Linked DNA regions of Homo sapiens: region 1 is linked to region 2. Evidence: chromatin loops called from intact Hi-C (ENCODE). Cell type or tissue: PC-3. All regions are shown on one strand. Links, peaks and the distances in the headings refer to the core of each region. The heading gives the core; the rest is flanking DNA. Region 1 overlaps LRRC20 (leucine rich repeat containing 20). Region 2 overlaps LRRC20 (leucine rich repeat containing 20).

The links. A loop is a pair of places that touch in the nucleus more often than their neighbours do. Peaks named below come from ENCODE experiments on the same cell type or tissue, not always from the same donor. Only the 100,000 strongest peaks of a DNase experiment are listed, where the experiment ranks them.
Region 1: a loop joins it to region 2, with 5 times the contacts of the local background. A loop is called at or near these places in 11 of 110 quality-filtered maps.

What each region holds. Positions count from the first base shown.
Region 1 is chr10:70,294,357-70,299,730 of GRCh38, forward strand. LRRC20 (leucine rich repeat containing 20) reads right to left here. Exons shown (of 5, transcript NM_001278212.2): 5 at 4,619-5,374. Among named protein-coding and RNA genes, the nearest start is that of NPFFR1, 13 kb to the left of the region's middle. In PC-3, for the core only: no CTCF peak of the experiment used is centred there; a DNase peak (open chromatin) is centred at 2,365; H3K27ac peaks cover 358 bases.
Region 2 is chr10:70,362,496-70,367,869 of GRCh38, forward strand. The region is part of intron 2 of LRRC20 (leucine rich repeat containing 20); the gene reads right to left. Among named protein-coding and RNA genes, the nearest start is that of LRRC20, 17 kb to the right of the region's middle. In PC-3, for the core only: CTCF peaks have their summits at 2,192 (motif pointing left) and 2,392; a DNase peak (open chromatin) is centred at 2,136; H3K4me3 peaks cover 277 bases; H3K27ac peaks cover 918 bases.

The DNA.
Region 1 (5,374 bases), core at 115-5,114, 68 kb before region 2:
CTCCTGGCCACCCCACTTAGGAAAAGCCCCAGCCACAATACCATGGCTTGTGAGTGTCTGGAAAGACCAAAGTGAGGAAGACTTCCTGGTGTTTTTCAGTCCTTTGGAAGCAAACTCTGCTGGTGAGCACAGGTATTTAATATGGTACCTGAACTTGGGCTGGTAAGTGGATATCACACGGCAGTTCTCTCACAAGCAGAGGCCCCCAAGCATCAGTGCATATCAACCACCTGTCCATTCAGTCATTCAGTAAACATACATGTGTACCCACTATGAGCCAGGCATCACTCCAGGTGCTGGAGACACAGCAGAGACTAAGAAGGACAAAGATCCTTCCTTCATAGGAATTTTATTCTAGCGAGAGTAGACAGACAAGAAGCCATAGATATAAGTAAATTATAGCGTATATTGGAGAAGCACTATAGATAAAGGAAAAGGTGAGCAGGTTAAGGGAGATAAAAGTGACAGAAGTGCAACGGGGCAGGCTGCAGTAGGGTGGTTAGGGTAGACCTCGATTTGAGTAGACTTGAAGGAAATAAGGGAGTTGGCCATGGGAATATCTTGGTGGGTGTGTGAGGGCTGTGGGGAGCAAATGCGAAGGCCCTGAGAAGTGAACACATGTGGGGTGTTGGAGGACCAGCTGGAAGCCAGTGTGTCTGGAGTACGAAAGAGACCACAGAAGTAACAGAGGGCGGGTGATTCCAGAACTCGAAGACCATGGTAAGGCCTGGGCTTTTATACTGAAATAAGTGGAGAGCCATGGCAGGGCTCGGAGCAGATGAGAGAGTTGGGATTTAGAAGGATCCTCTGCGCGCTGTGTGAAGGATGAATAGGGACCTTTTAAGGTGCAGAGGTATGAGTCCTATTCCAGAGTCTGGTTTAATGGGGCTCATATAGGTCTGGTAATCTACATTTGAGAAAGCTCCCGTGATTGGTTCTCTTGGAAATAGTCCATAGATGCAGCACCAGCCCTAGCACAGCGCCAGGTGGCCCATTCACAGTTTTCTATGCAAATGGTGCCAGTTACTGAGACTGCATTGTGAGTGACACCCCCTGCAGTCATGCACTGGGGTAGTCCTGCAGAGTCCACCCTGGAGGGCACCCCAACTTAAGTGCTTCCCAGCTACAGGAAGCAGGGTTCCCAGGTGCTTCTGCTGGCATGAACTTGAATGTACACACATAGGGTAGCAAGGGCTCCAGTTGGCTCCCAGCCAACGCCTTGAGTACTTCATCATCCTCAAAGGCCTGAGACAGAGCCTTTGTAGATTCCTGAACTATGAAGATGGAGGGAGCGGGGAACTGTCAATCTTCTCATCCTCTGTGGGACTAAATCTCCCATTGGCCAGATGAGCTCCAGGTATGTGTGGCATGCAGATCTGCACGGCACTGAGAGAGGTGAGGTTCTTATCTGGGCACTAAAGGCTGTGCCCACACAGCCTTATGCCTAAGGGTGGGCACAAGCAGATGTGAGAGGAAACTCTCTGGAGTGTGAACTGGGCACCATGCTGATGCACTTACCTTTGTCACCTGTTCTTAACCCTATGGGATTAGGAAAGGTAGTGTTGGCACCCACTTTATAGATGAGGAAAGTAAAGCTTCAGAGAGGTCTTTTCACAGGAATGGGTTGGTAGAAGGACCGTGTCAGCTAAAGAAAGCAATCAACCACTTCAGTCCAAGCTGGCCTCCTGAGGGACCCGGGGCTCACAGCAAAAACCCGGAACTTGCAACCCAGTTTAAACCAACCCCAGCCCTGCTCCTTCCTAGTCACATGCTAAGCCTGTTTCTTCATCCATAGAGTGGGCACCAAGAGGGGTGATGTTAACAATAAATGAGAAACACACTGGGCCAGGCGTGGTGGCTCATGCCTGTAATCCGGCACTTTGGGAGGCTGAGGCGGGCGGATCACCTGAAGTCAGGAATTCCAGACCACCCTGGCCAACATGGCAAAACCCTGTATCTACTAAAAAAATACAAAATTAATCGGGCATGGTGGTGCGCGCCTGTAGTCCCAGCTACTCGGGAGGCTGAGACAGAAGAGTCACTTGAACCTGGGAGGTGGAGGTTGCAGTGAGCCAAGATCACACCACTGCACTCCAACCTGGGTGACAGAGCGAGACTCTGCGTCAAAAACAAAAAAACAAAAAACAAAAAAACCCAAACCACATACCAGTGCCTGCCTGGTGCTGATAAAACACTAGGAGCTCCAGGGGTGCTCCTGCTTGGACCTAACGCAGCTCGGCTATGTCCCTTTTCTCAGGCATGGATCGAGCCTGCCTGGCCTGGAGACACAGTCAGAGCACGGCCTGGCTGCTCATGGGCTGGAGAGGTTTTCCTGCCCAGTTGCCTGAGTCACGCTCTTCCCCCAGGCCCGCCCTTCCTGCCCTTCACATCTGGTTCAGGGCTCTGCCGAGGCCTTCTGGGGCAGGTGCCAATTATCGCTCAGGAACTGCTGCTTGCTTCCCAGGGCTGGCTTTCTGTGAAGGGACGGGCACATCTCATGTGAAGAACAGACCCAAAGCGGGGCTCTGGGGTACAACATGGTATTTGGGTGAGACTACAATTAGAATCCTGTAGCCCCACACAGCTTCCCGTCCACATTATTCCTCCATCTTTTCCAGCATAACAGTACTAGTCCTGGAAACTCTTGCCCAGGAAGAAAAAGTTGTAAATAACTTTACTGTTCGTTCCAGGAGCTTTCTGAAGGAATCATTTAAAGCAACAGCAAACTGATCAACTCTTAATCACATCAAAAGAGAGTTTACGCACCAAGACTCTTTGAACCCTTTGCCTCAAAATCCCCCTTTGCTGTGTCCACCGATCCTAAACTATGTCCTGATCTTTACCCAATCCTAATCGAGGCTTCCTTCTCTGCATTGAAAGTCCCACCTAAAACCAAACTCTGAAATCTCTCATCACTTCCTGACTGTCTTCCCAAGTCTGACACGCTAGGAAAACTGTCAAGTTCGAGCAGGAAAAGTAGAATCAGCTTCTCCTGATTAACAGGTGGATCTGGTGATGTTTTCGGTGAGGCATCCTTCAACAGAAAACTACGCAGGTGGGAGTCCTCTCTCTGACCTCTGACCTTTGGGGTGGGGGAGGCCAGCGGCCTGAGTCCAGGCTAATCCACAGGGGGCAGTTATAAGTGATCACAGGGCCTTCAGGAGCTGAGAAATAGTGACCATATGAGTTCTGGAAATGCCCTTAGGGGTCTCCTGGTTTAGCCCCTTAGTTTTACAGACAGGAAACAGGGCCTGGAGAGGAAAAGAGATTTATCCAAATCACAAAGCTAGCTAGGATTGTTATAGGGATTAAATGAGTTAATAGGTATAATGCACTAAGACACTGCCTGGTACCCACTAAGCTCTATGTGTGTTTGTTAAATAAAAATAATTGGGCCAGGCGCAGTGGCTCACACTTGTAATCCCAGCACTTTGGGAGGCCGAGGCGGGTGGATCACCTGAGGCCAGGAGTTCAAGACCAGCCTGGTCAACGTGGTGAAACCCGGTCTCTATTAAAAATACAAAAATTAGCCATGCATGGTGACGCATGCCTGTAATCCCAGCTACTAGGGGACTGAGGCAGGAGGACTGCTTGAACCTGGAAGGTGGAGGTTGCAGTGAGCTGAGATCGTGCCACTGCACTCCAGCCTGGGCAACAGAGTGAGACTCCGTCTCAAAAATAAAAAATAAAATAAAAGGAATAATGGATCGGCTGGGAGTGGGCTCATGCCTGTAATCCCAGCACTTTGGGAGGCCGGGGTAGGTGAATCACCTGAGGTCAGGAGTTCAAGACCAGCCTGACAAACATAGCGAAACTCCATTTCTACTAAAAATACAAAATTAGCCAGGCATGGTGGTGGGCGCCTATAATCCCAGCTACTTGGGAGGCTGAGGCAAGAGAATCTCTTGAACTGGGAGGTAGAGGTTGCAGTGAGCCGAGATCACGCCATTGCACTCCAGCCTGGGCAACAATAGTGAAACTCCGTCTCAAATAGTAATAATAATAATAATAATTAGAAACAATGGAGCATCTGGACTAAAACTCAAGGCAAACTTAAGCTGGCCTCTCAGACTTAAGAAAAGCAAAACCTGACTTTAACATTGAACCCAGAGCAGTAGTTCTCTAACTTCAGCAGGCATCGGAACCACATGGAGTGCTTGTTAAGAGTGCTGGGCCCCATCCCCGAGTTTCAGATTCTGCACATCTAGGGTGGAGTCAACTATTCGCATTTCTAACTAACTTCCTGGTGCTGCGGATGCTGCTGGCCCAGAGATCCCTCTTTGAGAACCATGGACTCAGAGGAACAAATTACTAAGGGAATAATTTCTGGCACTGGTAAGAGAGAAATGTGGAGATAGTGGGTCTCTTCATCCTTTCCCAGATACACAGTCTCCCCCTGATGTTTAGCCATCCTGCAGTAACGCAGCTGGGGGGCACGCACCAATTCTGCTTGGCTGCACCTGTGCCCACCTGTGAATAATCCACGTTTCATCCCGTTCTAGCCTTCTTTACCTCGTGCTTTCAACAAGAGGGCACCCCTCTTGCATGTGGGCTGGTTTGACGCCCAGGCTATAGGAGGTCTGTACAGTGAGAATGAATCAAACACCAACCAGGCAGATGAAACCAATGCATTCTTTATTGCAGACTGAAGCTTAGGGGCTCACTCACTGTGAGCTCTGATTTGGGGGCATCTGTGGCTGCCCACACTTTCCAAGACAGACAAGGGCAAACTCTCCAAGCAGAGGAGAAAACAACTTCCAGAAGCTGCCCCTTCAAAGGCCTGAGGTGAGGACCTGGGGCAGCAGGCAGCTTGGCATGCAGGGGTTAACCAGAAAGGCCGGGTCTGGAGGGCTGGGCACACCTAACCCTCATCTCCTGGTGACTGCAGGTCACACTCCCTTCTTCAGGAGTGCCATGCAGACTCTGGAACAATCTAACAGGCCAAGTGTCTCCCAGGGTGGGTTAGGGAGGAGGCTGAGCACAGGCTCAGATCCCTGGAAGTGGCAGGGAGAGAACTGAGAGAAACTTCACCCTCTGCTCGGAGGACATCCCCAGCCTAGGTCCTTGCTTCTCAAACTCTAAAGTGCTTATAGGAATCAGCTGGGGGTCTTGCTAAAATGCAGGGTCTGAGTCGGGAGGTATAGGGTGAGGCCTAGACTCTGCATTCCTAACAAGCTCCCAGGTGTCACTGCCGCTGCTGGTCCACAGACCACACTTTGAGTTGCAAGGCTCTGGTCATACATTGTGTTTGTGCACATCAGAGAAGGATGCCTCTTCTTCAACAAGGAGAAACCCCACTCCAGGGCACAAGGCAGGTGGGGCCAGCGCAGCCTGCACAGGACTTCAGCCCCCACTTGCCCCCAACACCCACAGA
Region 2 (5,374 bases), core at 247-5,246:
CTGGAGTCCCACATTTGACAGATGAGAACTGGGCCCTGCAATGGGGAGTTAGAGTGAGGACCAGAACCCCAGCTTCCTCATTTCTGGACCACAGCCTCCTGTAAAACAGAACTCTCATCTTTTCACCTCACCCAGCTTCACTTGGCGTGAGCCCTGTCCTGACAGAGCTGACTCCACCCAGTGCCAGGCTTGGCCCCTTACAGACATGACCTCCCAGAGCAGCGTGCCTCAAGGGGGGCAGTTTTGCCCCCAGGGGACATTTGGAAATGTCTGGAGACAAATTTGGCTGTTACAACTGGGGGTGGAGTGAGGGCAGGGGGTGCTACTAGTGTTATCAACTGAATGTATGTGTCACCCCAAAATTCATAGGTTAAAATCTAATCTCTAATGTGATGGCATTTGAGGTGGGGCCTTTGGGAGGTGATTAGGTCGTGAGGGTGGAGCCCCCATGGACAGGATTAGTGTCCTTATGAAAGAGACCCCCAGGCCAGTGCAGTGGTTCAAACCTGTAACACCTATAATCTCAAGATTTCGGGAGGCTGAGATGGGAGGATCACTTGAGCCCAGGAGTTCGAGACTAGTCTGGGCAAGATGGTGAGACTTATCTCTATTAAAAAAAAAAAAAATTTTAAATTAGCCAGGCATGGTGATGTGTGCCTGTAGTCCCAGCTACTCGAGAGGCTGAGTCAGGAGGATCATTTTAGCCTAAGAGTTTGAGCCACTGCACTCCAGCCTGGGCAAAGGGAGGGAAGGGTGGAGGGGAGGGAAGGGGAGGGGAGGGGAGAAGAAACCCCAGAACATTCTCTCAAGGAAGGAAGGAAGGAAAAAGAGAGAGGAAGGGAGGAAGGAAGAAACCCCAGAAAAGTCTCTCCCTGGCCCCCCACCCACGGAGGACATGGTGAGAAACATCTGTTAATGAACCAGGAAGCAGACCTGCACCAAACACTGAGCCTGCCAGTGCCTTGATCTTGGACTTCCCAGCCTCCAGAATTGTGAGAAATAAATCTCTGCTGTTCATATTTTGCTATGGAAGCCTGAATGAACTAAGGCATCTTGCCTCAAGTGGGTAGAGGCTAGGATGTTGCTAAACATCTTACCAAGCACAGGACAGCTCCCCAGAACAAAGAATTATCCAGCTCAAAAACCAAAGGTGTCAAGACAGAGAAGTGCCCACCCAGGGATACAAAGCCTTCCTTTCAAATAGGTGCAGAGCCCTCAAGGGAAGAAAGCCCTCCCCAGGGGGCACAGGAGAAGAGGGAGAAGGGTCTTTCTTAGCCTCCCAGGAGCCCCAATCCAGACAGAGCAAGTCTAGAGGTGGCATGCTAGGCAGAAGGCTCCAAGTCAACCCCCAACACAGCACACCACAGAGGAGGCAGAGTTGGGAAAGGTCTGTCTCCTTACAGAGGAGCTCAGTCCCCCTGGGAGAGCAGCACAGACCCTGCAGTGGGGACCTCCAGCCCCCTCTCCTCCCTGGTAAACTCCCACCTGCTTCCTGCGAGAGGCAGAGAGCCAAGGATGGCAGATCTGAGGCCTCAGCCCTTGTGGCAAACAAAGCCAGGCAGCCCCAGCCATCTGGGAGCTGCTGTGTGAGAACGCAGTCCCTCCCCCATGCTCTCAGAGCTGGACTGTGCCAGGCTGACCCTCAGGACTCGCCAGGCCAGGAAACATCACAGCAAAACACACTCCCCTCACCCCTACCAGATGCCGGCCTCAGCTCTGGGCCAGGAACTACAGGCCAACAAGCCCTGGTGAGGGCCAAGATCACCACCCCACCAGGCCAGAAAAGCAGCTCCCACTCCAGTCCCTGGCAGCCCCCTTTCAGTGTAAGAGTGTGCTAGAGCGATGTCTGCCTCCCCTCCAGACTGGGCACTCCCGGGCACATGCATTGCCCTCCAGGCAGGGCACACACAGCAGCTGCTCAAAGTGTGTTTTTTGAAAGAGGAGCCAGTGGCAATTTCTGAACGAAGAAAATGTTGTGATTCAGTGGGTATCTATTAAGTGTTTCCTGAGTACTCTTGTTCAGAAAAGGGGTTGCAACATCAGGTCCCTGCAGGGGTTGGACAGGAACATAAACACAAGAAGGGAGTGGAAGCCTTGGTCAGAACACCCAGCAACAGCTCACCCAGCAACAGCCTGGCCAGGTCCCTGGGCTCGGCTTCCGGTCCTTGGCTTGGCCTGTGACAGGGCGCCATCTGCTGGCTAGTACAGAAAGAAGCAAGCGCTCAGCCAAAGCGCAGGTGGGCCCGGGAGGGACGAAAGGTGGACACACCCCTCGCGCTAGCCTTGGTCTCCCTGTTTGATTCCACAGCTCCCAGCCTAGCTGCTCAGGTCCCTCCCCAGGAGCACATCACATCCATGTCCGTATTTATTCATCATCTCCCACATGCACATCCAGAACCCTGCCAGGCAATGCCCCTGCCCCACCCCGCAGCAGCCATCAGGACAGGAAGCTCCAAATTGCAAACAGTAAGCCAGTGATTCTCAAAATTCAAGGCAAAGAAGAATCAGACACAGTTCATGTTAAAATTCAGATCACCAGGTCCTCTCTGAGATTCAACTTTTTTTTTTTTTTTTTTTTTTTTGAGATGAAGTCTTGCTCTGCCGCCCAGGCTGGAGTGCAGTGGCACCATCTCAGCTCACTGCAACCTCCGCCTCCCAGGTTCAAGAGATTCTCCTGCCTCCGCCTCCCGAGTAGCTGGGATTACAGGCGTGTGCCACCAAGCCCAGCTAATTTTTGTATTTTTAGCAGAGACGGGGTTTCACCATGTTGGTCAGGCTGGTCTCGGACTCCTGACCTCGTGATCCACCCACCTCGGCCTCCCAAAGTTCTGGGATTACAGGCGCGAGCCACCGCGCCCGGCGAGATTCAACTTTTAAAGCTCTAGAATAGGGTCCGTGGATCTGCATGCTTAACCAATAACCAAATGATCCTGATAGGAGAAAATCTTCTTGACCTTGGGTTAGGCAAAGACTTCTCACATACAATACCAAAAGTATCATGTATAAAAGATAAAACGATAAATTAAATTTCATCAAAATTAAAAATGTGAGCCAGGCAGGTGGCATGCACTTGTAGTTCCAGCTACTCTGGAAGCTGAAATAGGAGGATCTCTTGAGCCCAGGAGTTCCAGGCTACAGTGTGCAATGATTGTGCCTGTGAACAGCACTGCACTCCAGCCTGGGCAACATACCAAGACCCCACCTCGAAAAAACAAAACTAAAAAGAAAGAAAACCCAATGTTTTTTAATGGGCAAAAGATTCGAATAGAGATTTAATCAAAAACGAATGGATAGGCCGGGTGTGGTGGCTCACGCCTGTAATCCCAGCATTTTGGGAGGCCGAGGCGGGCGGATCACGAGGTCAGGAGATCGAGACCATCCTGGCTAACACGGTGAAACCCCTCTCTACTAAAAATACAAAAAATTAGCTGGGCGAGGTGGCAGGCGCGTGTAGTCCCAGCTACTCAGGAGGCTGAGGCAGGAGAATGGCGTGAACACCGGGAGGTAGAGCCTGCAGTGAGCCGAGATTGTGCCACTGCACTCCAGCCTGGGTGACAGAGCAAGACTCCAGCTCAAAAAAAAAAAAAAAAACAACAACAAAAAACGAATGGATAGCCAACAAGCACATGAAAAGTTGTACAACGTCGGCCAGGAACGTGGCTCATGCCTGTAGTCCCAGCACTTTGGGAGGCTGAGGCAGGCAGATCACCTGAGGTCAGGAGTTCAAGACCAGCCTGGCCAACATAGTGAAACCCCGTCTCTACTAAAAATATAAAAATTAACCAGGCATGGTGGCAGGCGCCTGTAATCCCAGCTGCTCGGGAGGCTGAGGCAGGAGAATCACTTGAACCTGGGAGGCGGAGGTTTCAGTGAGCTGAGATTGTGCCACTGTACTCCAGCCTGGGTGACAAGAAGTGAAACTCTGTCTCAAAAAAAAAATAAAATAAAATAAAAATAAAAGATGTTCAATATCACTCATCATCAGAGAACTGTAAATTAAAACTACAATGATACACCTCTTAATACTATAAAAAAAGAAAAAATAAATCAAACTACAATGAGATACATTACACCCTAGAGAATGTATACAAGTAAAAAACATACCGAGTGTTGAAAAGGATGTGAAGCAATTGGAGCTCTCAATCTCTTTGGAAAAGAGTGTGGTAGTTTTTTATAGTCAAACATATACTTAATATATAGAGTTGGCTCTCTATACCTGTGGGTTTTGTACCCACAAATTCAACCAAACACAGAAAATATTTGAAAATAAATAAATAATACAAATTTTAAAAAGCAATACAACTATTTACATAGCATTTACATTGTATTATGTACTATAAGTAATCTAGAAATGATTTAAAGTATACAAAAGGATGTGTGTAGGTTAGATGCAAATACTATAGCACTTTATACAAAGGACTTGAGTATCCTTGAATATTGGTATCTGTGGGGCTCCCGGAACCAATCCCCTCAGATATGGAGGGACAACTGTACAACCCAGCAATCCTACTCCTATGTATTTATCTGAGAGAAATGAAAACTTTACTGACCAGATGCCGTGGTTTGTGCCCATAACCCCAGCACTTTGGGAGGCTGAGGCAGGAGGAATGCTTGAGCCCAGGAGTTTGAGACCAGCCTCGCCAACACAGGGAGACCCCATCTCTACAAAAAATACAAAAATTAGCCAGGTACAGTGGTGCACACATGTAGTCCTAGCTAGTCAGGAGGCTGAGGTGGGAGGACGCTTGAGCCCAGGGGGCGGAGGCTGCAGTGAGCCAAGATCATACCACTGCACTGCACTCTAGCCTGGGCAAAAGAGTGAGACCCGGTCTCAAAAAAAAAAAAAAAGAAAGAAAAGAAAAAGAAAAAGAAAAAGAAAACTTTGCTTCACAGCAAAACCTGTATGCAAATGTTTACAGGCTTTGTTCGTGATGTTAAAAAATGAAACAGTCCAAATGTCCTTCAGCAGATGAAAGGATAAACGGATCATGGAACACCCACACCATGTAAAGCTGTTCAGCAGTGAAAGGAACAAACTACTGATTCCCACCAAACATGGATGAATCGCAAACACGTGATGCTAAAGTGAAAGAAGCCAGGCTCAAGAGCTTATTTACTCTATCATTCCATTTCCATGATATCCTAGAAAAGGCAAAACCACAGCGATGGAAAAGAGATCAGTGACTCCCAGGTACCAGGGATGGGGAGGGTTTGGCTGCAGGGGAGCATGAGGTGATAAAAAGGTTCTGAGTCTTGTTGTGGTTGGTTATAAAAACATATGTTTGTCAGAACTCAACTATATACTAAAAAGGGTAAATTTTATATATATAAATTATAACAATAAAATACATAAGATCAAGGCATGGCAGAATCA